2 separate regions of the Homo sapiens genome follow, and region 2 is linked to region 1. Evidence: read pairs that join two places in POLR2A ChIA-PET (ENCODE). Cell type or tissue: HepG2. All regions are shown on one strand. Each heading gives the region's core, and the rest is flanking DNA. Links, peaks and the distances in the headings are about the cores only. Region 1 holds the start of MOGAT1 (monoacylglycerol O-acyltransferase 1). Region 2 overlaps FARSB (phenylalanyl-tRNA synthetase subunit beta).

Region 1 (16,670 bases), core at 5,232-10,231:
GGAAAACAAGCAATCCAATAAAAACCAGGCAAAAGATTTAAACAGATACTTCAACAAGGAATAGAGATGGCAACTAAGCACATGAAAAGATGCTCACGGTCATTAGTCACTGAGGAAATGCAAATTAAAGCCACATCGAGACACCACTACACACTTATTAAAACTGCAAAAATTGGGACTCAGCAACATTCTCTTGGCTCCTGGTGGTCAGTGGGGGAAGTATGTGGGCAAGTCGGCACTCATCATCCAGTTAATCCAGTCCTTTTTTCTAATGGGTTATGACCCAATCACTTAAGATTCCTATGCAAAGCAGTGTGTGACAGATAACACAGCAGGCTGGCTAGATATTTTAGATAAAGCAGAACAAGAAGAGTTTGGTTGGAGCCATGAGACAACAGAATATCAAAACTGGTGAGGGCTTCCTGTTGGTCTTTTGAGTCACAGGTCAAGGCAGTTTTGGAAAAAATCTATACATTTCAAAGACAGATTCTCAGAGTAAAGGATTATGATGAGTTTCCAATGATTTTATTTGGCAATAAAGCAGATCTGGATCATTAAAGACAAGAAACACAGGAAGGACACAGTTAGTACGGCAACTTAAGGCAGCATACCCAGAAGGCATTAGCAAAGATTAGAATGAATGTAGATTAAGCTTTCCATTAACTTGTCCAAGTTATAAGGAAATTTCAAGAGCAGTAACTTCCTTCTTCACCAGAATCGACACGGAAAGAAAAAGACAAGAAAGGCTGCTACTGTGTCATTTTCTAGAATCCTTTGAGTTTTAGCTATCAGCCTCCAGGAAAAGCCCTCATCTTCTTTTTCTCTCCTTATAGTTTACATCTCATTAGTACCTTTCTAGCCTTAGACAAATGATCATCACGTTAGCCTTAGACCTAGAAGCTGGTAAGTCCTTCCCATGAAGCTAATATAACAGTCATTTCCAGACAAATTTAAAGGAAATGCCAAGGCTGCTTCAAAATTTCTGATTTCATTAAAATATATATGCCAGGCGTGGTAGCTTTTTAGTAGAGTCAGGGTTTCACCGTGTTAGCCAGGATGGTCTTGATCTCCTGATCTCGTGATCCACCCACCTCGGCCTCCCAAAGTGCTGGGATTACAGGTGTGAGCCATTGTGCCCAGCCAATAAGTATTTTTATATGTTTATGAGCAAATATACTTCACAACATACCTTGTAAATATGTAAAGATAAGTATTTAATTCTCATTGTTCACTTTTAACTGACAAAACATAAAAAGTGGAAACTATAGAAGCTGTGGTAGAACTTTTACTTGCTGGTCTGGTTTTGGTTGTACCCACCTTTGGCCAGTCACATATCTGCTCAAGAAACCTTCCCAATAGAGTACAACAGGATGAGACTCTGAAATCATTTTCAGTATTCCCTACTAGATATTGACTGTTATATCTCAAGTATGAAGTGTAAAACTTTAGTTGACAATTAGTATAATTGTGGATGGCTTCTGACTTTGTTTTTTAATTCTGTGGATTGTGTTTAAACAATTCAAAAGCATGTTCCTGATTTTTAGATACTAAAGTACAAAGTTGTCACTTTATTGAATGTGTACAAAAATCCCATGAAGTTTATAGAGCATACCCTTATATAGCTTCAAGTGCTAGAATTAAAATTGATCAGTATCACAAGAAAAAAATTGCAAAAATTAAAAAGACTACATCAAGTGATGGTAAGGACATGGAGCAATTAGAGCTCTCATGCCCTGCCAGTGAGAATGTAAAATGATATAATACTTTGGAAGAAACTTTGGTGGTTTCTGGAAAAGTTAAACCTGCAACTGTCATATAATCAAGGCATTACATTCTTGGTTTACCTATGAATAAAGAAAGTATATGTTCATACAAATATCTGTAGGTGAAAGTTCACAGTGGTATTATTCATAATAGCTATGAGCCAAATATTCATCAATAGATGGCTGGACAATTTGCAATATATCCATGCAAGAGGATGCTGCTTAGAAACAAAAAGCAATGAACTATTGATATATATGAGAAACCGTCTCAAAATAATTACACTGAGTGAAAGAAGCCAGACAAAAAGAGAGTATATATGATGTGATTCCATTTATACAAAACTCTAGAAAATGCAAACTAATCTGTGGTGACAGATCAGATCAGATCAGATCAGGCACAGTGTGGCTCACACCTGTAATCCCAGCATTTTAAGAGGTCAAGGTGGGAGGATCCCTTGAGCCAAGGGGTTCAAGACCAACCTAGACAACATAGAGAGACCCCGTCTGTATTTAAAAAAAAAAAAAAAGGAGATCAGTGGTTGCTTGGGAAGGGGGGTTGGGGGCCAGAGAAGGAGGGCTTACTGTTTGATTTTATTACTAAATGAAACATTTTGCTACTTTAAAATATATTCCAAGTACTAATAGCTTAAACTCACTTTCCTGGTGATGGGAAGAAAAATGCATTCTGGGATTTTGATTTAGAGATCTTAAAACATCATTAATAAAACATCTCTCGTCACCACTGGAAGTAACTATTGTATCAACTCCTTACTTGAAACTTGATAATTAAATGGAAAGAAGAGTATTTATCCTTTATTTCCTGTAAGAATTGAATTGTAGGGTAGTCAAATGGTGCTACATGATGAGACAAAATTTTTAACTGCAGAAATTCTAGCTAATAAATGAAGAATAAATGATAGAATAAGAAAATTACCCTTTGGGAGGCCGAGGCAGGCAGATCACAAGGTCAGGAGACCGAGACCATCCTGGCTAACACGGTGAAACCCCGTCTCTACTAAAAATACAAAAAATCAGCCGGGCGTGGTGGTGGGCGCCTGTAGTCCCAGATACTCAGGAGGCTGAGGCAGGAGAATGGCATGAACCCGGGAGGCGGAGCTTGCAGTGAGCCGAGATCGCGCCACTGCACTCCAGCCTGGGCGACAGAGTGAGACTCCGTCTCAAAAAAAAAAAAAAAAGAAAAAGAAAATTACCATTTTGCAGTTTCAAATAAAACAGGTAATTCGGGCAAGCATCATGACTTAAATCACTAGATGAAAGATTGCAGCATGCCAGTCATCACCTCGGATTACTTCCTTCCTAGACCCACTGACCAATTGTAGACACAAATAATGAGACAAGCAGACACTCTGTGCATCCTGATGTGATGTAACATGAAGTGCACAGCAACACCTGGGAAGAAGTCTTGCCCAGAAGGTTTCATCTAAATCTAATCAAGCATTTAGCTCTAACTTCCATCTTTTAAAAGAAATACAAGGGATAGAGGAACAAGTTAACCCTGCAAAGAAGCAGACAAACTCACAAAGTGAGACATCCTGCAGGACCCATGTCAAATGGTTTCATCAAGGTTTCACTGACAAGAAAACAAAGGGGAGACACTGTTCTACCTGAAAGACATAAAAACCAAATATAATGCATGGGTCTTATTTGGATTTGGGCTCAAAGAAATTGCTAGTAAAAGTGTATTTTGTCTGGGTGCAGTGGCTAGCGCCTGTAATCCCGTTACTTTGGGAGGCTGAGGCAGGAGGATCACTTGAGCCTGGGAGTTTGAGACCAGCCAGGGCAACATAAGGAGGCCCCATTTCTACCAAAAAGAAAAAAGAACAAGAAAAAAGGTGTAGTTTTGGTACAATTTAGGATATCTGAACTTGTTTTACATGATTTTAAGTAATTTTTGTTAACTATGCTAGGTATGACAAGAGTACTATGGTTACACACAAAATACTTATTTTTAAAATATGCAAACTAAAGTATTTAGTATTAAAATATCTTAATGTGTGAATTCACTAGACACGAAGGAAACAACAGACACTGTGGCCTACATGAGGGTGGAGGGTGGAGGATGAGGAGGAAAAGCTACCTACTGGGTACTATGCCAATTATTGTGGTGATGAAATAATCTGTACAATCCCCATGATGATCAATTTACCTACATAACAAACCTGCACATGTACTCCTGAACCTAAAACTTAAAAAAAAATTATACAAAAAAAGTGATTTGTTTTAAAATATTTTTGCAAAATAATGGATAAAACATATATGGCAAATTATTAAATAATTATAAACCTAGGTCATGGGTATATGGGAATTCATACTCTTCTCTCTAGTTTCTGTATGTTTGAAATTTCCCACAATATAATTTCCAAGATATATAATACAAAATATGCTCCTGCTAACACTAATGTCAAATGTGTGAAACAAAAACATTGAGGTGAATTGGATCTAGAACCACTGTAGTTTGATTCAAATTAGACACAGGTCATTGAGCATCTGCCATGTCCTCGTCACTAATCCACTCACATGCGGTCACATGTGTCTCGACTTTCCACTACTGGGCCATGTGATCTTGAGTAACTCACTTTATCTCCTAGTTCCTTCATTGGTAAAATGAGGGTAACGGGTAGTCCTCCCTCACCAGGTTGCTGTGAGGATTACATGAGTTAATACTCTAGGGATCTGGTGGGTGCATAATTCCTATTCTGGGTGATAGACCAGAAACAGCCATTCAACAAGTATTTGTGTATATCTCAAGTATTTGTGTATATCTCAAGTATTCGTGTATATCTTCCATGGGCCAGACATATACTGTGTGTTTCCTCACTAAGCTTGTAGACTAAGACAGCCATAGAGAACTTTCTGAAGTCACCACAGCCATACACAGATACAAGCAATGATAAGTGCCATGAAAGAAAAGAACAGTGGCTATCAGAGATGTGTTGAATGATCGGTTAGGAAGTCGGACTCCAAGTTCAGGCCATTTAAGAGAGCAGTTTAGTGGTTAAAGCAGACACTTTGGGCAGAATACTTGGGTTTGAAACCAGCTCTACCACGTCCTGCTAGCTGCATCGCCTTGAGCAATTTACTTCATCTCTTAGTTCCCTCATCTGTACCAGGAGTGTAGGAATAGTCCTTACCTCACAGGGATGTTGTGAAGATTGCTAGTTAATCGTGGATGTTGCTTAGAACAGCACCTGGCACATACCAAGCGCTAGATAAGGTCGTGTGTTGTTATCTCCATGGTGCTTTGATCCAGAGCAACCCTGCCTCACGGTGTAGTCTGTGAGGACTTAATGAGTTAACACTTTGAATTACATTTTTTTTTTTTTTTGGTAAATTCTACCTAGCAGCACAGGAGAGTCACTCGGAGAGTTCTTAAGAGGAAAAAGGAAAAAAAAAAAGGTGTACAGACTTCATTCTGAAACAAATGACTTAGAAATTCCAGGGATGAGCCGGGCGCGGTGGCTCACGCCTGTAATCCCAGCACTTTGGGAGGCTGAGACAGGCGGATCACCTGAGATTGGGAGTTCGAGACCACCCTGACCAACATGGAGAAACCCCGTCTCTACTAAAAAGACAAAATTAGCCAGATGTGGTGGCACATGCCTGTAACCCCAGCTACTCGGCAGGCTGAGGCAGAAGAATTACTTGAACCCGGGAGGCGGAGGTTGTGGTGAGCCGAGATGGCGCCACTGCACTCCAGCGTGGGCAACAAGAGTGAAACTCCGTCTCAAAGATAATAATAATAATAATAATAATAATAATAATAATAAACAAATTCCAGGATGGAGCCTGGGCATCTGCACTTTTTAGAAGCTTCTCCAGTGATTCTCATCTAGAGCCAGGGTTGAGAACCACTGATTCAGGCTTTCGAAATGTAAAAGCAGTTTTAAAAGTGTAAAACTCTCCAATGCAATGGGCTTATTACTATTATTACCACCCCAACGCTGTACAATCCATGATCTTACAGCATACACATGATCTTAGTCTTCAGAAGAGTTTATGTTTCAATAGAAGGGTCTCCCCCAAATTCCTCCCTCCTCCCACATCACCCCTATTTACTTCAAGAGCAGAACAAATATGAAGGAAAAAACAAAAAACAAAAAGAAAAACCACCCACGTTTTTGCCCCATCTAATGATTCGGCTCGTGTATGTTTCATGGGCTCAACTTGGGAACCAACTGGAACACACACGCTACTGAGTCAAACTATTTCCAGAGAGAAACCGCTCAACCAAATGCAATGAGTGGTGCAGCCTTCTTTACAGAAAGGTACTGCTATGCATCCAGGAAATCTCCAAAACGGGAAAGGGAACACTGCTCTTTGTCAGGAGGGTGGGGAGACAAAGAGGGAGAAGGAACAAGGTTTTAACTACTGAGGCATTACTTTGCCATCTATGAATCAACAGTTCGAGAAACGAGTTTGCCAACTTTTGAGGGGTTAAAGTGCTCATGCGTTCGATGGGGTCATGGTTACATTTTGGTAGATACAGTCGCCAAAAGTCATCGAGCTGTATCCGTATAACTGCGCCTTTTATTGTAGGCAAGGTGCACCTCAATTTAAAAAAGTAACGCAGGAGAAAATAAAATTAAACAGTCGTTAGCGATGAGGTTCTCGTGAGGAAACCAGAGTCCACGTTAGCTCCAAATGCCCTCTTTGACCTGCCTGCTCTGGCCGACAGGGGAACGAGGGTTGGAAGGTTCTATGCAGGTCCTGGAATCCGGACCGTCCCGAGGGAGGATATGGAGCCCAAGCCCCGCGGCCCGGGGGGCGGGGTCCTTACCGAGCAGCAGGTATTTCAGGACCCACTGCAGCACGGCCACCGTCTGCAGCCGCCGCGCCAGCTGGATGTTGAGCGGTGCAAACTCTACCTTCATGGCCTGGCCGGGCGAGGACGGCGCCAGCCACTGCAGCCTGCACCCACGCTGCTCTGCGGCGCCTGTGGGAAGTGCCCGGCCGGATCCGGGCCCCGCGCTGGGCACTGGCTGGGCGGAGAGGAAAAGGCAGAGGCTAGGCAGCGAGCGGGGACCCAACTGCGCCCTGGGTGGGAGGGCGCGCTGGGCTGAGGCTGGGGGCAGCCAATCACAAGCGCCGGGCGCCAGAGCTGGCCCAGCGCCCTGGCCCCGGAGCAGCTACAGCGGCCCGGGCGCATTGGCTGGCGCGCCGGGCGTTGGCGAGAGTGCGCCGCGTGGGACACGAGGGACGGGGAGAGGGGTCAACTGGCAGCCAGCCCGAGCCGGGCAGCGCGGGCTCCTGCCGCCTGGCTGAGGACCTGGGATCTCCACCAGGATCTGACCATTGTTCAGCTGATCGATCACCCAGCGCTTGCCTTCAGCATCCCACCCCTTCATTCGAACCCTCGGTGATTGGGGAAGGGTTAGTTTGAGGAATCGCACACCAGCTGGAGAGATGAGCGAGACTTGTTTCTTAGTTTATTGATCTGTGTCCCCCCGCAACCTCCAATTTCCCCGCGGATGGGGAAGGGGACCTGGCTTCCTCACTCTTGGGTCCTCAGTTCCCTACAGGAGCTCCGGGAATCTTTCACCCATTCATTCATTCAACCCACATTTATTGAGCACTTGCCACTTGCTGAGCACCATCCGGGCGCTTGGATAACCAAGCTGTCAAGCGCATCCGTGTGAAGAGACCACCAACAGGCATTGTGTGAGCAACAAGGCTGTTTATTCACTTAGGTGCAAGTCAGCTGAGTCCGAAAAAGAGTCAGCGAAGGGAGATGGGGAAGGGGTTGCTTTATAGGAGTTGTCTAGGTAATGGAAAATTACAGTAGAAGGTGGTTATCTATTGTTAGCAGAGGAAGGGGTCACAAGGTACAGGGTGGGGAGATCATAAGACTCATTGTCCAGAAGAAGAATGTCACAAAGTCGATTGATCGGCTAAGGTAGGGCAGGGACAAGTCACAATGGTAAAATGTTGTAATGTTGGTTAATCAGTTAAGGCAGGAACTGGCTGTTTTACTTCTTTGCGTTTTTTTTGGCTGCTCCAGGCTTCTTGGCTCCTGCAGGCCACCTGGATGTGTACATGCAGGTCACAGAGGTTATAATGGCTGAGCTTTGGCTCAGAGGCCTGACACAAGCTATTCATTGTCTTGTTCTCAGAGTACAGGGGGAAACAGACATAAGCAAAACAACTACACAATTTGGTGTATAATTACAAGTAAGACCCTACTGTGAATGACTAGAAGATTCCAAAACCAAGACTGCTGCACGGTCAGGGAAGTGTCTGAAGAAGTGCCCTTACTTGAGCTGTAGCCAAATCTAGTTAACCCAGGAGTCATCCGGGCAAAGGGAAGCACATATGCAAAGGTCCTGTGGCTGAACTCCAAGAAGAGCTCAAAGAGTGAGAGCTTGGGGGACAAGGGTGAGATTGGGGTGACATCAGGCAAAAATGGTGGGCAAGGTCCAGACCCTTGCAGACTGAGTTAGGGTTCAAGTTTGAACCCCAAGAGCAGTACAAGACACTGAAGGGTTTCAATTACGATGTGCTAAATGGATGGCTAGATTCTAAATAGTGCCTAGTCCTTGGGAGCAACCACTGCACTTTATTTATAAATATTAATTACCACATAGTTGAAAAACTCAAAATGATGAGCAGCTGTCAAGTCATTGCTGAAGAGGACTTGGAACAGGGCAAAACAATATAGTTGGCCCTCCTTTCTCCCCCATCCTATGCCCTTTTCTCCTTCAACATTTTAATACAAAGGGAGTTGGATTAAAACAAATACCAGGGCCACTTGGAGGAGTTGTTTGTGATTTTTTGTATGCAAAACTTGTTTGGGTTTCTTTTTCCTCCTACTTAAGGAGTCACTTTCTTCTTTCCTTTTAGATTTCTTCCTTGAATCTTCCCCCAGTGCTAGGTGGGGACACTACGAACACACCCTATGTCAGGCACTCTGCAGAGACCTCACAGGCGTAATCTCAAAAACCCTACAAAGTACGCATTCACTTCAACTTTGCAGCTGAGGAAATTAGGGCTTAAAGTCACACAGCTGGTAAATGGCAGAATAGAGAAGATTCAAATTTCTATAAAACCTGGAGAGGCGAGTCATCCCTTCATCAACTGAACCAAACATAGAACAAACATTTATGGAGTGCCTGCATTGCCTTGGGCATTGTCCTTGGTACTGATGACACAAACGTGAATTAAGATGAGGTCTCTGTGCCTTTGAGAATTTACACACATTTACTTATTGACTATTTGTGGAAAGCTTTCTATGTATTAGGCACTGGGTAGGGAAAGGAGATGAGTTACAATGGTGAATAAGAAAAGTCTTTGTCCTGCTGCAGCTCACAGTCTAGTGGGAGAAACAGAAAATACCTACCTATGTAGACAACCAAATGTGTGACAGTGCCCTGAAGGAAACACATAGGCTGATACAGAATAATGGGCACCTATTTAGAACAGATTGGAGGTAGCAAGAGTGGAAGTAGGCATATCCCCTAAGAAGGCTATTGTAGGATGATTGTAGAGGATGTGGAAGCTTGGGAAAATATAGACTTGAGATATGCATGGGACATATAAATGGTAGGACTCTTTGATTCATTGGATTTCGAATCTGTCGGTAAAGAAGAGCAAAACACCGAGAACTCCTGATCCTGATCACTTGGAGTTTGCTTGCTTAGTAATGTATTTGTTACTTTCCCAGAACACTAAGCTGATAGATAAGAACTGTCATATCCTGTCACAGCCATCACAGCCAACTGAAACAAAGCATGGACTCACCAGCACTCAGTCAATGCAACAGTCCATCACCATTTTAATCAACAATTAAATTATTTGCTCATCCTTTTGACATTCAACATGTATTTATTTGTTTACATATTGTGTGCCAAGTTACTTGAGTTAAGTGATCACTGGATTTACATAGTGGGAAAGTTTTAATTCATCAAGCTATTCAAAACAATTCTAAATGAACCTAAGATTCCAGAGCCTAACTGCTATACTAGGCTGTTTCTCAAATAATATAAGGAAGAAAGGGAGTGTTGTCACAACAGAGGAACAAGTCATTGAAGGGTAAGTAGAAGAGTGCTGATGACTGAACCTGTCATTTGGGTTGAGGTGTAGTTATCCATTCAGTCAACAAATATTTTAGCAAATGATTAAAGAAAAATACATTTGGCAGAAGTGTCAGCTTTGTTCCTATGGGCCTGGAATTGGCTAAATATGAGTGAATAATACATATATATGTTTACAATAATTCAATGAAAATGTACCAAGCACCACAGCTGTGGCAAGTCCTGGGGAAGGAACCAACACAGTCCCTTTGAAGATCTGGGATTCCACTGATGGGTATGGTTCCTCTTTCTACTTCTCAACTCTGATGAAGAAATAAGGTCACAGGCCAGATTGTCTCAACAATTATGAAAGGCTACTCTTGGAATTGAGAAATAAGAAATCATTTCCTTGTTCTAATTATTTCTTCCTGTGCACTTTACTATAACTAACATCTACTAGTAGAAAGGTGACAATGTCTTTCTATAACATGACGTTTTACTGTAACTTAAGTAAAAATGTTCTCATTGTTAGGTTAAAAAGGAAATAGTATTCTGTTAGTATTCTGTCTAGACAGAGTCCTTACAGGGGATAGTTTAGGGCAAAGGTCATGGTTCTGATTTTCATAAGATGCATTAATCATAAAAGTAAGTATTCTCTCTCTCTCTCACGCGTGCGCGCACAGACACACACACACACACACACACACACACACACACACAAACACACAACACTGAGAGCGGCCAGCTCTGGTTAAAGTAAAATAGAAGGCCATCACTATGGTAGTTTCAATGGAATGTGCTTTAAGAAGTTCTATTTTCAAGGCTCTTTTGAACAAAGTTTAAGAAATTTGCTGTGGTCCCTCTACATTCTTATTGTCTTCTCAATTAACTATTTGATCAATCTGACAAGGCTCGGGTATGTTTGCTCTGGGGAAAGTTGCAGGAACCTTGCCTGAGAAGGTGAGGCTTTGTAGCCCCACGGTTACCATCCAAGGTTTCCTTTCCTCCATATTTTCTTATTGCTACAAGTACACACAAGGTCTCAGACCCCATGTACCATTCCTGCCTTCCTTCCTTTCACATTTTCCTTCGAAAACTCCATTCATAGAAGTTCAAGTGTTGTCTCTCCGTTAGTTAATTTATGTTAATATGTGACATTTTCTCTACAAAATATGTGCTTCTCTAATTGCTCCTTTTGTGTGTTTGTCTGTTTTTTGAGACAGTCTTGCTCTGCTGCCCAGGCTGGAGTGCAGTGGGGCGATCTTGGTTCACTGCAACCTCTGCCTCCCAGGTTCAAGCGATTCTCATGCCTCAGCCTCCCAGAGAAGCTGGGACTACAGGTGCGCACCACCATGCCCGGCTAATTTTTTGTATTTTTAGTAGAGATGGGGTTTCACCATGTTGTTGCCCAGTCTGGTCTGAAACTCCTGAGCTCAGGCAATCCACCTGCCTCAGCCTCCCAAAGTGCTAAGATTACATGCGTAAACCACTGTGCCCAGCCCCTAATTGCTCTTTTAAATTGTTGTAACACTATGACTGATTACTGTTAGAAATTATGAGGATAATGACTAGTATTTATTAAATATCCTTTCTCTTCCCATGACCCTCACCCACACCTTCATTTGCATTTGCCCTGGGACAGTAATTGGAGGTCCAGCAACACACTCAAGGTAGGAACAAGAAGAAAGGGATTCGGAAGGTTTACTGCAACTGTCCTGAACCCAAGGCAATCTTATAAAAGAGGCAGTCAGCAACTCCAACAACAGTGCCCTTGGGGACACGACAAAGCAGTTTCCATTACTTAGCTCCAGTTTCCAAGAAGATCCAGGCTATGGTCTGAATGTTTGTTTTTTCCCCAAGTCCCCCAAAATTTACATTAGGTGAAATCCTAACCACCAAGGTAATGGTATTAAGAGGTGTGGCCTTTGGGGAGTGATTATATCATGACAGCTCCTCCCTCATGAATGGACTTAGTGCCCTTATAAAAGATGTTGAAGGGAGCTCTTTTGCTCCTTCTGCCATAGGAGGACCCAGCAACAAGTCAGCTGTTGCAACTCAAAAGAGGGCCCTCACCAGAACCTGACCATGCCAGCACCCTGATCTTGAACTTCCCAGCCTCTAGAACTGTGAGAAATAAATTGTGGTTGTTTATAAGCCACCCAGTATATGATATGTTGCTATAGTAGCCTGAATGGACAAAGACAGTCCAATCCAGTGGATGTTTTGTTTTGCTTCAACACATGCCATCTTCCCAGTCCTGACTGCTATCATTTCTCCTCTGCATTATTGCAACCTCCTAACTGATCTTCTTGCTGTGAGTTTTACCCTCCAAACCACTACTCCTTATCCCCTTTCCACAACGTGCCCAGTGTGATCTTTTCCATTACTTTTCAAACATCGTTTAAAATCTTTGAATTTCTTCACAATTGCTGTCAAGATAAAGTCCAAATTCTTTAATATGGTTTTGGACTCTGCATTATAGGTCATCTACATCTCACTTCTTGAGTCTCAGCTATAACTTTCCAATACTCGCAAGCTAAGCTTTAATAATTCTGAACTTAATTTGTTGTTGAACAGTCAAGTTTCAGGAGGAAGAGACACATGGGTCTCAAGAACAACCAGTCAGTTTGATGTGTCTAGGCCCTCTCTCTCTCTGTCTTCTCTCTTGCTGTGAGAGTCATTTTACCTTGCTGGAGATTAATTTTCTCCATGGGGTGGGAAACATGGCCACTAATGGCCCTACACTTGTACATTACAGCTTCCGCCTTTAAATCAAATGGACTTAAGTTCCCTATGGTCCCAAGTCCAAAATCCAGCTGGCATCAGGCGTCAACTTCTGTATCAATTCATTCAAATGAGATACAGGGTCCCATTGCTGTAACATGGTGGCTGTCAAATTTGCCCTTGTAGCAGAGAAAGAAAATTCTGGGCAGATGATGCCAAGCTTCTGCAATCAAAACCAATCAGAAGGGAGAAATGAGTGAGGAGGAGTTAAGTTGACTTCAGTATTTCCAATTTGGATAACTCAGTGGATGGTGGTGACATTGAAAAGGAAAGGCAGACATGGGAAAAAATGAATCTTGGGGAAACTTCAGTTTTTGACATGTTGAGTATGAGATGCCAGCATGTTGGACAGCCAGGTGCAGATGTTCAGAAGCTGGTAAGAAATATGTACAGAAGAGGCCAGGCACGGTGGCTCACGCCTGTAATCCCAGCACTTTGGGAGGCTGAGGCAGGCGGATCACGAGGTCAGGAGATCGAGACCATCCTGGCTAACACGGTGAAACTCTGTCTCTACTAAAAATACAAAAAAAAATTAGCTGGGCGTGGTGGCAGGCACCTGTAGTCCCAGCTACTTGGGAGGCTGAGGTAGGAGAGTGGCGTGAACCCGGGAGGTGGAGGTTGCAGTGAGCCAAGATAGCGCCACTGCACTCCAGCCCAGGAGACAGAGTGATACTCCATCCCCAAAAAAAAAAAAAAAAAAAAAAAAGAAATATGTACAAAAGAGAGATAAAGGCTGAAGATAGGAAGGGAGCCGTCTGTGTTTAGGTGGTAGTGGAGGCTGCAGACCTCACTCCAGGAGAAGATTTCTAAGCACGTAACTCTGGATAGCACCCCACATAGAAGGAAGGGAAAGTGCAGTGTAGGAGGTAGAGGAGGCCGCAACAGAGTTAATATTTATTCAGTGTTCATGATAGGCCAAACCCTACACGAACTATTTCTCTTAAAATTCTCACAACCATCACATGGTATACCTACAAGGTAGGTATTGTTGTTATCTTCACATTACAGATGAGGAACTGAGGCTCATCAGTATTGTGTCATTGGTCCAAGGTCTCAGTGAACAGTAGATCCAGGATTTAAATCTGTGACTGATAGAACTCAATACTATGTTGTATTGCTTTTGCCTATCGCATAGTGACAGTAGAAAAATCCAAGGAGCTAATCAGGAGCCTGGAGTCAGGAAAACTAAGGAAGGAGAATATCAGGAACGAGGGAATTGTCAATACTATAAAATGTGTAATGAGTTTATTTGAAAAATCCAATTTAGGCCGGGTGCGGTGGCTCACGCCTGTAATCCCAGGACTTTGGGAGGCCGAGGTGGGTGGATCACGAGGCCAGGAGATCGACACCATCCTGGCTAACATGGTGAAACCCTGTCTCTACTAAAAATACAAAAAACATTACTTGGGCATGGTGGCGAGCGCCTATAGTTCCAGCTACTCAGGAGGCTGAGGCAGGAGAATGGCTTGAACCTGGGAGGCGGAGCTTGCAGTGAGCCGAGATCGCACCACTGCACTCCAGCCTGGGCAACAAAGCGAGACTCCATCTCCAAAAAAAAAAAAAAAAAAAAAAAAAAATCCAATTTAAAATGACCATCGTTTTGACAAATTCCTTAGTGCTGATCAAACTGATTCTTGTGAGGTCTTTCAGACCTTCTTGATTCTAGATGGATCTAGCAATAGAAACCCAAAAAGATGTACGGACTTTGGTTATGTCCTAAAAGTTTCAGAGTAATCTACAGAGAGATTGGAGTGCACCCAGGAAATTTATAGGAAAGGCATATAAGATTATGGATAGAACAGAACCAGTTTTGGATATGCAGCAAGTAAAAGCAAGGCCAGTTACAGTAAACTGTATCATCCATTACCTGTATTGAAAGCCCTGCCTCACCCTCTGGGAGATAGCAGCTCAAGTTTTACTAAACTTCACACCAGAAAGAGGTCATAGTCTCAGATCACTTGGGTAATTTATACTGAAGGTAATATACTGGGTAATTACTTTCAGTATAAATATCTACTAATCAAATAGCACTTTGCAGGTTTCAAATTGTCTCCACATACTTTATCCTCACAACCATCAGATGGAATACTATCACCATTTTGTGAATGAAGAAACTGAGGCTGCAAGCGGAGCCTGTTTGCTTTTGGACAGGAAAGCACTACACAGTATCAGCATGCCCCTTTAAGCTATCAGTAGCTCTAGTGTAAAATGTCATCTGACCCCGTACTGCAATTTAGGACCTGTGTGAGAAGAACTTCAGACCTGACAGCATAGCTTTCACAGTTACTGGCCAACCCACAAGCATTACAGGAAAGTGACACAATCATTTCAGAAATTTTCTCTGAGCTTATTACATATTTTATAGGCAAAAACAATCCACGGGTGCAGGCTCTGATTCCAGGTGATAATGAGAGAGCTGGACAATCTACCAATGTCTGATTAGTCAGGGAAAAGGAGTGAGCATGATTGTGTTTTATGATAGCCTTGGTTTTATTTTCTCATAATAAAATAATACTTGCTAGTTACAATTCTGTAAAATATAAGATACAATTTTAAAAAATCTCACCAATCCAAGAATAGCGACTGCTAACATTTTGTTGTATATCATGGTAGCCATTTTATTTTGTTCACACTCATACATACGTGCATTTTTTTTTCTTTTTTTGAGAGGGAGCCTCACTCTTATTGCCCAGGCTGGAGTGCAATGGCGTGATCTCAGCTCACTGCAACCTCCACCTCCCAGGTTCACGTGATTCTCATGCCTCAGCCTCCTGAGGAGCTATGATTACAGGTGCCCACCACCATGCCTGGCTAATTTTTTAAATATTTTTAGTACAGATGGGTTTTCACCATGTTGGCCAGGTTGGTTTTGAACTCCTGACCTCAAGTGATCTGCCCACCTCAGCCTCCCAAAGTGCTAGGATTATAAGCATGAACCACTGTGCCCAGCTATATATGCATTTTTAAAACAAAATATTGGTCATTTAAAGTATATTGTTCAGCCCGGGCAACATAATGAGACCCTGTCTCTACAAAAAAGTTAAAAAATTTGCCAGGTGTGGTGGTGTGTGCCTGTGGTTCCAGCTATTTGGGAGGCTGAGGTGGCAGAATCACTGGAGCCCAGGAGATCAAGGCTGCGGTGAGCTATGATCATGCCACTGTGCTTCAGCTTGGGTGAAAAAGTACGACCCTGTCTCTAAAATGAAACAAAATTAAATAAATAAAAATAAAGTATATTGCTTAGTAACTGTACTTTCATATCATAAAGTTCACTTGTTATGAAGTTTGTACCATGTTAAAAAATGTAGATGGCTGAGCTGGGTGTGGTGGCTCACACCTGTAACCCCAGCACTTGGGGAGGCCGAGGTGGGCGGATCACGAGGTCAAGAGATGGAGACCATCCTGGCCAACATGGTGAAACCCTGTCTCTACTAAAAATACAAAAATTAGCCGGGCGTGGTGGCGTGTGCCTGTAGTCCCAGCTATTTGGGAGGCTGAGGCAGGAGAATTGCTTGAGCCTGGGAGGCGGAGGTTGCAGTGAGCCAAGATCACACCACTGCAATCCAGCCTGGATGACAGAGGGAGACTCCATCTAAAAAAAAAAAAAAAAAAAAGGTAGATAGCTAACATCATTTTTAATGTTTGCATAGTATTTTACTGCATAAAGGTATCCTACTCTATTTAATCGAGCTCATATTGTTGAATGTTTAGGTTGTTTCAACATTTTCTACATTGCAAAGACTTGTTTCATTATTTCCTTAGAATAATTATAGGAGTGGAATTTTAGGATCAAAGAGAAAAAATCTTTAATATGTTGATTTATATTGTCAAACTGCTACTTATATTCCCAACAGGAGTTAAAGTGCCAGCTTCCTAAATTTTTGCCAATACAGGGTCGGTATGATTTGTTTCTTTAATGCCTGCCGGTCTCCCTGGAGAAAATATCCATAACTTGTATTGTTGTTTTAATTTACATTCTCTTCTCTTCTTGTTTTTTTTGTTTGTATTTAATTGGTGCTCACTTCCTTTGCTCATTTTTTTAGTACTGAAGTATGTATTTGTAAAAAGAAAAGGTAATATAGCAAGTATTCCTAAC
Region 2 (16,670 bases), core at 6,494-11,493, 66 kb after region 1:
TCTTTGTTTGGGTCCTATTTGGTCAGTGCAATTTCATGTCTTTTCCTGTAGGTGGCACGCACTACCCTTCTTCCTGGCCTCCTGAAGACCATAGCAGCAAATCGTAAGATGCCCCTTCCACTGAAACTGTTTGAAATCTCTGACATTGTAATAAAAGATTCTAATACAGGTAAGAATAAGTCACCTTTGATTTGATTTGTGTATTTAAAACATTTTTTTCATTATGAAAACCTTAACTATACATAAAAGCAGAAAAAATAGTATAATTAGCCCCTATGTACCCAGCACCCACCTTCAACAGTTACCAACACATGGACAGGCTTCTTTCATCTATACCACTATCAACTTCCCATATTATTTTAATATGAATCATAGACATTGTATCATTTCATCAGCAAACACTTTAGTATGTATTTATTTATTTATTTTTTTCCTGGAGGCAGAGTTTCACTCTTCACCCAGGCTGGAGTGCAGTGGCCTGATATCAGCTCACTGCAACCTCTGCCTCCTGGGTTCAAGTGATACTTGTGCCTCAGCCTCCTAAGCAGCAGGGATTAAAGGCATGTGCCACCACACCCGGCTAATTTTTGTGTTTTTAGTAGAGACGGTGTTTCACCATGTTGGCCAGGCTGGACTCGAACTTCTGACCACCCGCCTCAGCCTCCCAAAGTGCTGGGATTACAGGCATGAGCCACTGGCGCCCAACTACTTTAGTATGTATTTCTAAAAGATAAGCACTACCACTTCAGTTTTGTTTTATAAATTTAATTTTCATGATTAATTTATTTGAATCAGAATTTAAGGTCCAGCTATTTGGTTGCTATGTCTCTCATTTCTTTTAATGGAAAGCATTTTTCAACAAAGAATTTAATAATTAAGAAGATTACTGTTAAAACCTCAACTTGACAAGCACTGTGGAACATTTTCTTATATGGCGTGATTTATATGCATATTGTCTTAACATACTTGATATCATGTCATTCTAGTTTAGCAGTGACTGTCCACCATTACCATTGTACCAGTGACTGCGAATGTGTTTTACCAGTTTTTGTTACTTTTGAGTAAGCCCTGGGCTTGTTAGTACAGTGGGTTGCTTGGTCCAACACTTGGAATGTGGTGGTTGGTGGTTATTTAATGAGTATATATTTAGTAAGTACCTCCACTTGATTGCCAAGGAATTCAGTCTTGTTCAAACTCCACATCTCCAGTCTCTGATACAAATCTGACTGTTCGAAGCTGTATGTGCATTGGTCCCTTGGTGAGCAATACCTTAAGTGACTCAATTGCTGTGTTTCCTTGGTTTCTGGATTTAACAGATCAATTACTAGCAGTGTTTATGCAGCGATGCTTACTCTAGACTCTGCAGAATTCAGAGTGTGTTCTTTTGAATCAGTTGACAAAAGCAGAGACCTTATTCTCAATTTCTCCAGAAGAGGATAAACATATCATTCTTAACTTTCCAAAGTAGTCACAACTATTGACTGTAAATCGACCTATCTTAGGAATTATAGAGGTATGACCAGAGCTACTACTGTCCATGGCAAACTCTCCAGCCAAGGCTGGATTCCATCTGTTCCCCAATATTGTCCCATTTAATGGATTGGCAAATTAAGACAGAAAGTGGTAATTTGCCCAGGGCTGCATAAAATATTGAACTTGGAGCTGGAGCCATAGTACAGATCTCAGTCACACATCCTTAGAGAATGAAAGTTCGTGTTTAATATCACTATGTAGAATTTTCTTTAGGTGGTAAATTTACTATAATAGAAATCAGAAAACATGTTTAGTGCCAGCTGCAAATAGTTTTGAGTGTTCTTGTGCCTTAAATCCTCCACTGGTAGAGATAACTGAGAATTTGATATAATTCCATTGTCAAATTTTTCTGTTAGCCTTGAGTTGTTTCCATTCATCTTATTTCTTTGGGTTTTGTATTGTTTTGATCCTTGATGATCTGTTCATGTTTATAAATATATGGTTACATTTATAAATCAGGGTTAGGTTAATTACACTAGGTTTCCTCAAAAGTTTTGTAATACTGTTTCAGCAGTAGGCCTCTTCCCTAATTGCTAGGGCTCGCTGAGGGCCATGCACGGTTCTGTGGGGCTGGGCATGCTCACAACCAGGCAGAGGGTGCGGGTGAGGAAGCTGGGGCTGTTGTAGGGATGGGGCACTTGGCAGTATTTTAGTCCTGGGTAGTGGTGCCTTTGCTATTTTTGTTTTAATTTGTGTTTGTTGGAAAGGCCCAGGTGTAGACTGTACTCTGCTTCTCTTTCTGGCCCGAAGGCTTATGCTTAGGATGACTTCCTATTGAGAGAGCTGTTCTTAAGTGCTAGTGCTATAGGCCATCTTCTAACAAATCACCTAGGTGGCCAGGTGTGTTGGTTCATGCCTGTAATCCCAGCACTTTGGGAGGCCAAGGTGGGAGAACCTTTTGAGCCCAGAAGGTTGAGTCTACAGTAAGCTATGTTTACACTAACTACACTCCAGCCTGGGCAACAGAGTAAGACCCTGTCTCCCCCACGCGCCCCCCCGCCCCCCCAAAAAGAAGAAAGAAAGGAAAGAAAGAAAGAACAAATTACTTAGGTGATTATCCCAGAAACTCAGTTCATATATCTTTTAGATTTGCGTTTCTGCAGTACTTTGTTTCGTTGGGAAGGATAGTTCTATTTCTGTAGGAAACCTCTTCTATATCTGTCTTTTGTTATAATTACACCACTCTATTTTCTCCATTGATTCATTTCTGGTATTACTTTTGCCTGTTGTCTTGTACCATTCTTCTTTATTCTTTTTTTAAAAAGTTTTCCATCATCAATGGGATTTGAGAAATGAAGGGAGGTAAATGTGCTTGGTAAGTCTACCATCTTGAAAACATAGGTTTGCTTTAGTTTATTTGGAGTATGTTTTCTGTTTAGGTAGGCCTGGATTTTGTTTCATAACAAAATGAGCTTCTCTGATGGAGTATTCTAAAAATGTACATATGGATTCCCTACTTGTCATCTGCTGTACATAGAGGACAACAGGGGAGGCAGCAAAGCACCACAGTTCCATAGAGAGACTCTGCAGCCAGAGTGCTTGGCTTTGAGTCATGGTTCTGCCTTTACCAGCTGCTTAAATTCGGACAATTTGTTTATTCTCTCTGTGGCTCAGCTTTCTCATCTGTACAGTGGGAATAATGATAGCACTTATTTCATTGATATGTTATAAGGATTAAATGAAATTGCAGTTTGAAAAGTTCTAGCCACGTAATAAGAACTGTTGGTGTTTGGTCTTGTTGTTAAGATATTTACAATTCCTAAGCTCAGATAATTTAGCATCCTGGTTTATGGGAATTTTTTACTAGAATGACTTGAAAGCCTTAGCTGTCCATTAAAGGGCTAATGTCACCTTGCTGAGGCACTTGGGGCCAATTCTTATCCTAACTTTTGACTTAATTGGTTCTGTTATGCTTTTTTTTTAATTTTTATTTTCTATTTTTTCTATTTTTTATTTTTAGAATAAGAAAACTAAAACAGACGAATGTGGGAATTTATTTATGGAAACAGGAATGTTGTTTTTTGAGTAATTCGTCACCTACTTTTTTTGAGTGAATTAACATGTTTTTACTGTTTCTCAAACCAGTAACCATTTTTCTCTGTTGGATTCACATTAGCAATTTCCTTCTAAATAATGAAACTTTTTTGAAGAAAAAAGTCTAAACCATAGTTTTCCAGTTGATGTGAAAATTCCTCAGATTTTCATTGGTGGGAGCAGTACCTAAACTACTGGTTCAAAAGAGTAGAGATAGAGTGGCAAGAATGAGCAAGGCAGTCTCATTCAGCACAGCACATTGGTGGAAAAGATTTTTAAGTTCTTTTTCATTGCTAGAGACTGCTTTAGAATATCAGAGAAAGAGTTGCCAGTCTTAAGGGAGACAAACCTGTGAGCAGATTCTTACAGATAATGCTGAGAGAATGTACCAGTTGCCCCTTGGTAGCTCAGAAGGGAGCAACAGTTGCCATTAACTTGTTTTCTAATATTAAGGAAAAACCCAACCTTCCCAGCCTTGTATCAATTTGGGGTGGGCAAGCATGTCTTCCAAAATGAAAATAGAATCCATACTGGATTTCGATATGCCTCCCACACATTTTATGTGACCAGTATTCCTGTAAGAGTAGATGAAAGACTCCTAGCCCTATTTTCATGCTTGACCTCGTTGGACAGTTTCTTATTCTAATGTAGACTTTTTTGACTGACCATCCGTGTTGTATGAGGCCGTCAGGCTGCCAGTTTAGAGACTGCATCAGGCACACTTTTTGAGCATTAAGACTTCCACTCTAAATCAGACACATTCAGGTTCTTTGAGGCTGAGCCAACCACTGCATTTATTGAGACTCTAGATATGAAGTTGCTGCAACATTTTAAAAAATTAGTCATGACTCAAGGGACTCAGCTGATTTATGCATTTTGTTGGGCAGAGTGGCATATGCTTTTGGAATGAGAAGTTGAATGCAGACTCTGCTGTGGGGTAAATTTTTCAGTTGATAACAAGGAAGTCAGCAGACGCAGCATTGAAGCTGCCATATCAGGCTGCTGTGTGAGCTATTGGTTGGTGATTGGTTTAAATCCTTAACATTTTAATTTTTTCTGTTAAATGTCAGGAACAACTAAACTATAAACAAAATAGTTTAAAAGAAAAATGACTTCTGGGGAACAAAGGACCTAATTGTGAATTCTTAATCCTTATGCCCAGAAAAGCAACTGTATTTTGCAAAATCCAATATTCAGGCTTTTTCTTAAACACAGATTGACTTCTGTGATTGCAGTTTATTCCTTTATGGTCACTGAAGCTGCCAATGTATATAGATAGAATCTCTCTGAAATGGCAAGAGAAAACATATCACTGGGTTGAGTGAGTTTAAGTGTAAAAGGAACAAGAGCCAAAGAAAGATTGGTTTGGCTTTGCAATGTAAGAGGGTGATTTAGATTTAGTAAGATACAATCCTCCAATTGTCAATTTGACATATATCTGTGGAGAACCCTGAAAATCAAATTGCCATGCATTTTGTTTATAACTACTACATTTACAAAATGTTGGATTTTAATAAACATAGATGGAATAGGATAGGTTAAAGCCTCTTGACCGTTCATAGGGCTCCAGTTAGTGTCACTTTCTTCATGAAGCAGGCTAAGCCTTCACTTTTTGCTCAGAGCATTATTAACTTTCTCTAAAGCATTGCTGTAGTCCTGGTGCAAGCTACATTTCCTCTACCCCTCAAATCACTGACAAAATAGTTTTTAAAATTTCACATTTTCCCTGAAACTTTTCTAAATGAGCGAATGATCTACTTCTTCTTACCTGCTTAGTTTGGATGTAGAAATACAGAATTTTTTTTTAAACTTTAGTCACAATATATGTTTAAGATTCTTGTTCCTTTCTCCTCCCTTGACCACCAAGGCCATCACAGAACAAACCTAATTCACTGTTCTTTTATGATTTGGTTTGTTCTTTCAATTTGCTATTGGTTTGTATCATATATGTATGTTGGTGTTTGTGTATCTGTCTTATAAGTTACGAAAATATAGCGGTCAGATCTTTAAAGGTTTTTGTGTAACTCTATGCTTAAAAATAACTCAATAAAAGCATTTTCATTGTGGGCTTGTGAAATACTTCAGTTCTGAGAAATTATCCAGTAATTCTGGAGCCCTCAAATAATGGAGGATTATCTAGCGTCCACATGTGGAATGTGGTTTTCCAAAGAGAGCTTATGTCATCAGTCTGGATTAATTTAATTTCACCATTTCATATTTTTGGCATGTAGAATTTCCAATTATTAATTCAAAAAATATGGGTGTAAGGAGCATCGACATTAACAATTTTTGAAGTAACACATTTGCATACATGATGGCATCTTAACTGTGTAAATACATCATTTTTAATATAGAAAGTTATTTTAGTACATTTGGTTCCACATAGTTAAGATCTGCTAACGTGAGTATAATGTGTCCTGTCATGCATTGAATATTGTGTTTTTTTTTTAATAGGTAAAAAATCCATTCCAGGTTTACATTAACTAAATAAAAGCCAACCCACAAGGACGTACTTTTTCCTTCATGCGTTGAGAAGGTCATAGATTTTTCCTCATATTTGTTTCTTGGCTTTTCAGCACTATTTTAAAAAGGAAGTTCTGTACTTTGGTGCTATAATATAGGAGGGCATTTTAAGGAAAATTGTTCTTAAGCTTTATTTCTTTTTAAAAAAATTGAAAATATATTTGTGATGTTTTAAGACCTTTCATGAATATGTATTTTTAATTTAAAAGCAATTCTAATCTTTTCTTATTTTTTTTTTTTTAATATCCAACTTCTCCTTAGTCCTACTCTTAGAATTAGTTGCCGGCCCTTTTCTGTGCTCATACAAGCATATGTTATGCTTTTATTTACAGCCATAGATAATGGATAAATACTTTTTAATGTTTATACAAATGGGATATACTTTACCTGTCTTGTTCTGCACCTTGTTTCTCCTCTGAGCACATTCTATCAACTTCATTTCTTTTTAATGGCTGGATAATCTTCCATCATATCAATGTACTATAATTTATTTGCTTAGATTGTTATGAATGTTTAGATTTTTACCAAACTTTTGCTAAACTATGTCTGTTGCAAGAAATGTCCTTGTACCTTTATACAAATAGGTATTTTTAGAACTAGAATTGATCATTCCATAGGTGTAAACATCTAAATGTGTGATAATTTGTTGAATTCTCTTCATAAAAGGATTTTTTACAAACTTAGCATCCTACCAAGAGAAAGGTTCCTGTTTACCCACATTTGATATGATTTTTGGAGGCATTATGTCTTCACAAGATTCTTGTTGCATTTGTGAATCATTTAGGCCTGCACTGAAATTCTTCAGGAGATGTATAAAATTTGCAATATAAATTATAGTCTTGTGGGTTCCAATGTGAGATAAATTTGTTGGATGGAATAGAAGAATCAAGTTGCTTTGTTTTATTTTCTGAATTTGGCCAGACTATTAACCTCAAGCTCCACATCAGCCTCTGATTATTCTAGAAGCTGTTTTGGTCTCCCAATAGGTTTTCTCCTAGCATCTTTCTTTGGGCTTTTAGGTGAATGTGAGAATAGGAGTGGAAAGTTTCTCTGGAAGACTCTGCTCTTTTCCAGTCTGTGCCATGTATGATAACATAACCAAACACCTTAGTTTTTAATCATTGGTACTTTGGTGGAAGAGGATCTATACCAAACAGGAGCCTATTTGAAAAATTTGAGTTATATGTAATAGTCATTTACAAGGGGACATCATGTACCACTCCTTTTTCTTTTCTGTTAAAAAATCATTTGGCGTGTTCTTTCATCTTATAGAATTGTAGCTAGCCGCCCCTCCTTTGCGCAGCTTAGATCAGCCCTCTCCAGGCAGTACTTTGAAGTCTGTGAAATACATAGATAATTTAGGCTGACATACTTGCCAGGCCCATTTAAAAAGCAGAATTGTTTGATGGCATGACACAAGCAGTCTGTTAACTGAGTTATAAAAGAACTGAGGCATTTCCAACAAACCCCAGCTTTGGCATGACTTTTAAATAGTTCTTATTTTGTGGTGTGTAGTCAGTGGACTTTCTATGATGTAGTATGGTCTCTTAGTGCAACATACTAGGAAATGGGAATGTTACTATACCCAGCAATTTCAAGGAGGAATGGGTGGAAATAAGTTTGTGGTTATTTTCTCCTTTGATTCAGTTCAGCTACAGTAGAGGGAGTATCTTAGCAAGATATAAGGAAGTAAGTCCGGAGAGAGCAATAACCCTTGGGAAACGTAAAAAGCCAGCCAATCAGTGTGGAGTTGGGAGGGGGCGCCTAAATAATGAGGTTAATCTAATTATTACGGTGGGCTTAATACAAAGCCCTAGAAATCAGGCTTTTCTTAAAAATATTGCAAAATTAAATCTAAAAATATATAGTTCATTATTGTATGTGTATGCTATAAACATCCTGAAACCTTTCTTGAATGAAATAGAGTATAAATTTTTTAAGTTCTCTTTTGTTTTTGTTTTTGTTTTGAGGCAGGGTCTCACTCTGTCACTCAGGCATGATCATAGCTCACTGCAATCTCGAACTCCTGTGCTCAAGGGATCCTCCCACTTCAGCCTCCCAAGGAGCTGGGACTACAGGCATATGACACCACCAGTGTGCCTGGCTAATCTTTACATTTTTTTAAATAATTTATTGTAGAGATGGAGTCTCACTTTGTTGCCCAGGCTGGTCTGAAACTCCTGGGCTCAAGTGATCCTTCTGCCTCGGCCTTCTAAAGTACTGGGATTACAGGCCTGAGCCACTGTGCCTGGCCTACATTCTATATTTTTTAATTGTGATTTTATTATTCTCATCACAAGTTTACTTAATTTGTTTTTTAAAATTCTAAATTTTTAATCCAGATATTGCTGCTCATATCAGAAATATAAAAGCTTTACATAATTTAGAAATCAGGAAAAAAGTACTTGGAATTTGGCAAAGATTACCAAAATAAAGCTTCCAGTTTAGTTGCTAAGCTCTCTCTTAATGGTAGTATTACTGTTGGGCTCTTCTCTCACAGCAAAAATGGAACTCCAAAGTTGTTTCAATACGTGCCTGTGTGTTAAAGTGGAAGCATGTGACATCCACACCAACAAATGGGTACCACATGGCAAAAATACCCAGAAGCAAGTCAGTAGTATGAAAGGGATAATTTAGTTCTGTTTCGTTTCATTTTTTTCCCTTCAGAGGGAGAGAATGAAAGAAAGGGAGACACAGAGAGAGAGAGAGAGAGAGAGAGAGAGAGAGAAAGTTTGTATTCCTACAGTGGAATCAGGCTCTTCAATTTAGTTTATGAATATGGTTGGTTTAGTGAGGTTTTGTGCCTGTCTGATTTTAATGTCGACTTATAGCTTTTAGATACCAAATTTCTTTATCTTTAAAAATGGAAATGATGGAGGTGACAGTGGTATGCTCCTCGCTTATCTCAGCTGGCATAGATATGGCCCACTGTCTGCTCCTGGCCCTGTTTAATAGCTATTTGTGTGTGCTTATCTTCTTTTTAGGCTGTAGGCATTTACTCAGAAAATAATTATTGAGGTCTGGCATGGTGGCTCATGCCTGTAGCCTTAGCACTTTGGGAGGCTGAGGCAGGCAGATTGCCTGAGCCCAGGAGTTCGAGACCAGCCTGGGCAACATGGTAAAACCCTGTCTCTACTGAAAATACAAAAAAAAAAAAAAAAAAAAAATTCAGTGGGCATGGTGATGTGTGCTTGTACTCCCAGCTACTCAGGAGGCTGAGTTGGGAGGATCGCCTGAGCCTGGGAAGTCAAGGCTGCAATGAGCCAAGATCATGCTGCTGCACTCCAGCCTGGGCTACTGGAGTGAGACCCTGTCTCAAAGAAACAAAGAAGAATTACTGACGGTTTAGGTTGTAGATGTCTTGTACTGGCTTTGACCTCTATCATCAAAGAATATCTAGAATAGAGCGCCTTGAATATAGTGTGTACTGAGAAATGTTAAATGGCAAGGGCAGTTATTTCTTTGTATCTGTTCAGTCCGAAGTTCAACTCAGAATATACTTTCCATAAGTAACAATACTTTCATGGCTAGAAACTTCACTGACTCTTAAAAATAATTTATTTCAGTTGCTTAAATGGAATTCTTAAGTTTCACAAAAACTTTTGAAAATAAAACATCTGTTTATCATATAAAAAACATTTCAACAATGCATATCTTTTTTTTTTTTTTTTTAAGACGGAGTCTCGCTCTGTTGCTCAGGCTGGAGTGCAGTGGCGTGATCTCGGTTCACTGCAAACTCTGCCTCCCGGGTTCACGCCATTCTCCTGCCTCAGCCTCCTGAGTAGCTGGGACTACAGGTGCCTGCCACCATGCCTGGCCAATTTTTTTTGTATTTTTAGTAGAGACGGAGTTTCACCATGTTAGCCAGGATGGTCTCGATCTCCTGACCTTGTGATCCGCCTGCCTTGGCCTCCCAAAGTGCGGGGATTACAGGCGTGAGCCACCGCGCCTGGCCTCAACAATGCACATCTTTGACCATATTAAGTGGATATATAGCCATACATAAGCTTGCCCTTATATTGTTTGTTTTCATTTAAATGTTTTTGGGTGTACCCTATAGTGGAAAGAGCATGGGTTTTACAGTCAGTTAATTCTGGTCAAATCCTGGTTTTGACCAGATAATTAATCGTATTAGCAATATAATTAATTAATATATATAATTAATATTATATTTATTATTATTATCTAATATATATAATAATATATAATATAATATTAATTATATTAATAATAATATAATTAATCGTATTAGCTCCAGCCAATTAGTTTGACTTTGGCCAAGTTACTTAATCATTCTGAGCTTTGTTTCTCCATCTGTTTTATAGGAATAATAATACTTACTTTGCATGGTTGTCTTGAGAATTAAATAAGATTATAGATAAATTGACAGATAGTTAATACCTAGCATGTGCCAGATAATCGATACCACAGATTAACAGTTAATGTTAGTTTTCGTTTTCCTCCATTTATGTGCTTACTTTTATATTATTTTAATATTAGAGTACAGTGTCTTAAAATATTCATGTTTTACTTGGATATCTAGAAGATAAAAGGCATTCTGTATTTTATGTCAACTATTGCTAGTAGCTTTTACCTATGGGAGTAAATCCGTGGAAGAAGTTTTGCTCAATGTATGCTAACATGAAGCAGCTTTCTGTTTTCAGTTTATTCCCTCAGATATTAGTTTGTTTTTTCTCTTTTTAATTTGGAAAGCAAAATGAGGCCAGCATTCGTTCTATGTTTGTGTTAGAGCAGCGGTCTCCAGAATGTATTGAAGGGCCACAAGTGTTATAAAGTTAAATGATGACTGCTGACTTTCAGTCTTCCTCTCTATACTTAGGTACTTCTTTTTAAAAATGAGTTTTGTTACAGGTTTAGATGATTTTTTTTTTTACAAAATAAAAATTTAATAAATTAATTTTCAGAAATCAATAGCTTTTATAGATACAATATGTCTAATTTCAAGCTCTAAGGGAAGAAAAGACCCATGTTATAATAGCACAAAACATAAATGATAACATACTTAGGAATAAACACAAGAAATATTATTTGTAGAAAATGTTAAAGTGCTAATGAGAGATGAAATAAGACCCAAACAAATGGGAAGATACACCACGTTCTTTCATAGAAATACGCAGCATCATAAAGATATCACTTCTCTCATTAATGGGTGCAGCACACCAACATGGCACACGTATACATATGTAACAAACCTGCACGTTGTGCACATGTACCCTAAAACTTAAAGTATAATAATAATAAAATTAAAAAAAAAAGAAGTAGAATTACTGGATAATATGGTATAAAAAAAAAAAGAAAAGCCACCTTTATCATATTCTCAATTCTTGTAAGTATTTAGATCTGTTTCTGAACTGTTCTGTTCCACTCATCTGTATGACTACTCACAAATTATTGCCACTCTGTTTTAATTGCTGTAGATGTATAAATTTTAATATCTAGTAGTCTCCCTCTATCACTATTGTTTTTTTATATGAACTTTAGAATCCATTTATGTAATTTTTTTCAATTCTATTGGTATTTTTTTTAAGATCACATTAGATTTGTAAATTGAGAGAGGTTTAGATGATTATAATTATCACTACAAGATCAAAAAGTTCCATCACCCTAAAAACGCCTTATTTTAGTTGCATTTTTTTCCCATACCTAATCCCAGACAACTACTATCTGTTCTCTGTTCCCATAAGTTTGGCCTTTTCCAGAATGTCATATAAATGGACTCATACTGTCTGTAGCCTTTTGAGAGCCTTCTTTCTTTCAGCGTAATGCCTTTGAGAGTCATCCAGGTTGTCAAGTCTATCTACAGTTTGTTCCTTTTTGTTGCTGAGTGGTATCCTACTGTATGGATGTACCAGTTTGTTATCAGTGTTCATTTGGACTGTTGGAATTCTTTTTTAAAATATTGCCTTTAGCTGGGCACAGTGGCTCACACCTTAATTCCAGCACTTTGGGAGGCTGAGGCAGGAGGATCACTTGAGCCCAGAGTTTGAGACCAGCCTGGGCAACAGAGTGAGACTTTGTCTCTGCAAAAAATTAAAAAATTAGCTGAGTGTGGTGGCGTGTGCCTATGGTCCCAGCTACCCTGGAGGCTAAGGTGGGAGGATTGCTTGAGCCCAGGAAGTTGAGGCTGCAGTGCACTTTTATATTATTTGTGGTTGCGCCAGGGTGGGCAACAGAGCGAGACCCTATCTCAAAAAATAAAGTGAAATAAAATGAAATATTGAGTTTGTAAGTTTGTTTTAGTTTTCAAAGTAGAATAATATATACTAATCATGGAAAAACTGGGAAGTAAATAAAAGTTGGAAAAAATTATCCTTGCCCAAACATAACCTCTGTTAACATTTAGGTATATTTCTTTTCAGTCTTTTTCTCTGTTCATGGGGTTTTTTGGCTTATGGCTATATTTATGTAGTTGTGATTCTGTTTTTCATCTTTTTATTATTATTATTATTATTATTGTAGAGATGGGGTATTGCTATGTTGCCCAGGTTGGTCTCAAACTCTTGCCTTGGCCTTCCAAAGCGCTGGGATTACAGGCATGAGCTGTTTTGCCTGGCCCTATTCTTCATATACTTTAAAAAATTATTATTATTGTGGTAAAAAACATATGAGAGCTACCCTTTTAGTAAACTTTTAGAGGTGCACAGTTACAGTAGTGTTAACTATGTGCACGTTGTTGTGGGTCTCTAGAACTTTTCATCTTGCATGGCTAAACTTTTATACTCATTCAATATCAATTCCCCATTCCCTTTCCCTCCAACCCCTGGCAGCTACCTTTCTACTTTCTGTTTCTCCGAGTTTCATGACTTAGATACTTCATATAAATGGAATCATGCAGTATTTGTCTTACTGTGAGTGGCTTATTTAATTTAGCATAATGTCCTCAAGATTCACCCATGTGGTAGCATAGCTTCATAAACTTTAGTATTCTGCTTTTTTTATGCTTTGTGAAGAATGTATTCAACATAGGTAGTTTTTAAAATATTACAAAGTACACACTAGTGTAACCATCAGCCACATTAAGAATGGAACATTGCCAGTATCCTAAGCTTCTTATATGACCCCTCCCCATCACAGATTCTTCATTTTAACCTAGGGTAATTGTTAGCCTAACTTTGGTCATAGTCATTACCTTACTTGCTTCATAGTTTTCCAATCTATGTTTGTTCTTTAAACAATGTAATTTAGTTTTGCCTCTTTTTGAACCTTGTGGTCTCTTTTTAATTTTCATTTACTATGATAAGTATTTGCTGTTGCTGTGTTATGATAAACCATCATAAAGATGCTTTCTAATAGCCGCTTAGTATCCTGATGAGTGATTGCACTGTACTTTATGTAGCCATCCCTAATATAGGTTGTTTATAATTTTACTATTGGAAATAATGTTGTAGTAAATGTCTTTCTACATAAAGCCTTTTTGAATTTAGGATTATTTCCTTTGGGTAGTATTAATATTATGAATAAGAGAGTATGAAGCTTTAAGGCTCTGATATATTGGTAAATTGTTTACAAAGAATTTTACCAACTTATACCTCAGTGAAGCCTTATTTTCCCTGGTCAGCATTGAGGGTTTTTCACTCTTTCCCCCAAATAAAACACCTTAGGGAATTTGATGAGCTGAAAAAAGACTATTTTATCTTATTTTGCATTTGTGAGGTTGAATCCTTCTCTGAATGTTTAATATTTGGTTTTCTTTTTTGTTGACTTTTTCTAAGTTTGTACTGGGGTAAATCAGTTTCTTAAGCAATGGTTAATACAGCGTTGTGACCAGTTCCTTTATTTTTCTAGATGTAGGTGCAAAAAACTACAGACATCTCTGTGCTGTTTATTACAACAAGAATCCTGGGTTTGAGATCATTCATGGGCTGCTGGACAGAATTATGCAGTTGCTCGATGTGCCTCCTGGTGAAGACAAGGGGGGATATGTGATCAAAGCATCAGAAGGTAAGACAGATGAGCCGAATCCAGAGTTAGTGACAGTGTCAGGAAGAGGCTACACCTTGTTTTTGATGAAGTTGGTAGTTTTGATTTGGGATTTTAGAAAGAAAGGGAGAGTTTTATTTCAATTAATTGTCAATATTATCCAGAAAATATCCCCTTTCCCTCCAGCATTTTAAGAAAACACTTTTCAGAACTCTCGTAAGTGCTGCACAGTATACTTTCGTTCCAACTGAGCTGTAACCCCTAGTTACTGGCACCTTTAAGCCATCAAAATGGCTAAATCACTGGCACCTTTAAGCCATCAGCACATGGTGAACCCAGAAGTTTTAACTGGAAGCTGGTAAGACCTAAAGTGATGGTTTGCACTCAAAAGCTGCCTGTCTGATGGCTTTAAGACAAAAGAAAAAAGAAAACAAAAACAAAAACCTCAGAAGTTATTCTGAAAGATTTCACACATGTTAATCAAGTCATAAAGTTTGCAGAGCAAGGGTGGGAATCCTCGTGTATAAAATCCCAAGTACAGTAAAATCTTTGTTGGAGAGTTTAAGCTAGGCTAACTAAATGGTATATATGTGCTCCTAATATTCTATTAATAGTTTCTCATTATCCAAGGAACTCTGAAATTTTTGCTTTTCATATTTCTGCAGCTTCAATCTAAATTTATTTTGTTAGATGAAAGGTCCAGAAACAACTTGAGAGAAATATTTCACCACTTATTCCTACCGTTTACCTCACTGTGCTTTATAACTCTATTTGGCATCTTAAATTTCTAACAGAACATTTACTTTTAAAGTGTTATTTAACAGTTAGTAATGAGATTTGGTGGGGTAATATGTTTTTTTCTTTTATTTATTAGTCCTCAGGGATTGTTTTTGTTGGTGGTTGTTTAATTTTTGTTTTTGTTTTCATTTTGAGACTCCTTTGAAAATAACCCTGAAATCTATGGGTTTTTTTAGATTGAAGATGTGTGTGGTTCTTTTTTTTTTTTTAAATAAATGAGAGATTAAATAAGCAGGAAGTTGTTTCTTACCCACTTTCCATGAGAAATAATAAAATGCAGACATTGTTATGCTTGTGGAGTTCTAGATGTTAGAACTGGATTTTGGAGTTCATCCAGCCCACGAGCCCGGTTTTATGAGTGAGGGAACTGGGGTTAGGCAAGTTAAAGAAGCCGGAGCCGGGTCATGCATGTTGACCCCACAGCTTCTGCCTCCCAGTATCCTTGCCAGTGTTGTCTGCCTTTTTAGTGCCTGTATATACTCATTCACCAGTTTACCATCCTAGAATTTTGCTTTAAGACCAGGTCATCCAGGCTTATGGCAACCTGTAAGCTGATGTGAAGCATTTCTTTTCCTTCCATGCACAATCTTCTCAGAAATCTTATTTCTTAAACAGTTTAGCTAGATAAAAATTTGATGCAGATTGCGTCCTGAACGTGAGGTCCAATTTCTTTCATACTTGAAAGGTTGCAAAGAGCTGAAATGGTAAATGAGAGCATAGCTTGTGGTGGATGTGATGCTTTGTGTAACCTTTAGATGGATAATATTTCTGTAAACTGGTATCTTAATATTGTGACTTCTCCTGCTTCAATCAGTTCCTTAGATATTTATTTATCAGAAGAGTGTGAGTTCCTAGTTATAAGGCAGACTTCAGAAAAGACAATGATAAGTAGGACACAGGTGCTGCTGTCAAGCAACCAGCCAGGGAAAAGACCACCACATACCGACCCTCAAACCAAGATGTTAAAATGATTGTCTTGATGTTTCCGAAGAGGAAGAAAGTGCAACTTCTTCAGGGCATCCAGAAAAACAATAGGGAGTTTCTGCAAAGTGAGATGGGCCTTTGGAAGAATAGGTGGAGACAGGGGAAGCAAGGCAAACTAATGATAGGAAACACAGGCTGTATGTTTGGAAACACAGCAGACAGTGTAGTGTGGTTTGGCTATAGGGTGAGGAAGGAGCTTGAAACTATATTTGGAGTCTTGAATGCTAGGGAAAGGCTGCAGCTAGTTAGGAGAAAAGCATTAAAGCTTCTTTTTTTTCTTCTTTTAAAGCAGGTAGGTGATATTAGATCTGTACTTTAAAAGGATTAATTTAGCAGCAATATGTAGGTTGGGTGGGATGGAGAGCAGAGGTGAAGAGAATGGTGGGAAGGGATTTTAGCACATTGTAGAGGAGTGATAATGAGGACTTGGCCTGGATCGTGCTCATAGGATCCAAGGAAAGGACTGATTTAAGAAACCTTAAGAAGATAGAAGCCACAGCATTCATCATTTGGAAAATTTTGTGATAGTGCCACTTGGAACTTTTTGTGATACAGCTAATTTGTGTTGATCTTCTGCTTAAAAGTCAGGTTTTTCTAATTCTAAACTTATGATGTTATAATTTGAATTCCATATAATTTAGCACCCATACAGAATATAATACTTAGTATCTAGTTTCCTAACATGTAGATGTCTGCTGTTTTTGTTTAGAATTTTTTTTTTTTAATTAGGAAATACACATTCCTAAACTGTCACTACTTCTGATGTGGTTGTAGGTCTTTATGTTCAATTTTGTTAGGCCAGGTTGTTATTTTGGTTTTTGATTTAGCATGAATATTTACAGACTCAGACTTGTGGT

Evidence for each region. ChIA-PET counts read pairs that join two places held together with the same protein. Peaks named below come from ENCODE experiments on the same cell type or tissue, not always from the same donor. Only the 100,000 strongest peaks of a DNase experiment are listed, where the experiment ranks them.
Region 2: POLR2A ChIA-PET joins it to region 1 with 9 read pairs; 6 of 35 experiments call an interaction of 5 or more read pairs at or near these places.

Annotation. Positions count from the first base shown.
Region 1 is chr2:222,661,771-222,678,440 of GRCh38, reverse strand. It overlaps MOGAT1 (monoacylglycerol O-acyltransferase 1), which reads right to left and starts at 6,783. Exons shown (of 6, transcript NM_058165.3): 1 at 6,562-6,783. The coding sequence starts at 6,655. It overlaps LOC124907985 (a long non-coding RNA gene), which reads right to left. Exons shown (of 2, transcript XR_007088095.1): 2 at 7,439-7,805. It also overlaps the pseudogene RRAS2P2. In HepG2, for the core only: a CTCF peak has its summit at 6,480; DNase peaks (open chromatin) are centred at 6,530, 6,870 and 7,720; H3K4me3 peaks cover 2,504 bases.
Region 2 is chr2:222,597,310-222,613,979 of GRCh38, reverse strand. FARSB (phenylalanyl-tRNA synthetase subunit beta) reads left to right here. Exons shown (of 17, transcript NM_005687.5): 15 at 52-169; 16 at 13,897-14,052. Among named protein-coding and RNA genes, the nearest start is that of FARSB, 50 kb to the left of the region's middle. In HepG2, for the core only: no CTCF peak of the experiment used is centred there; no DNase peak of the experiment used is centred there.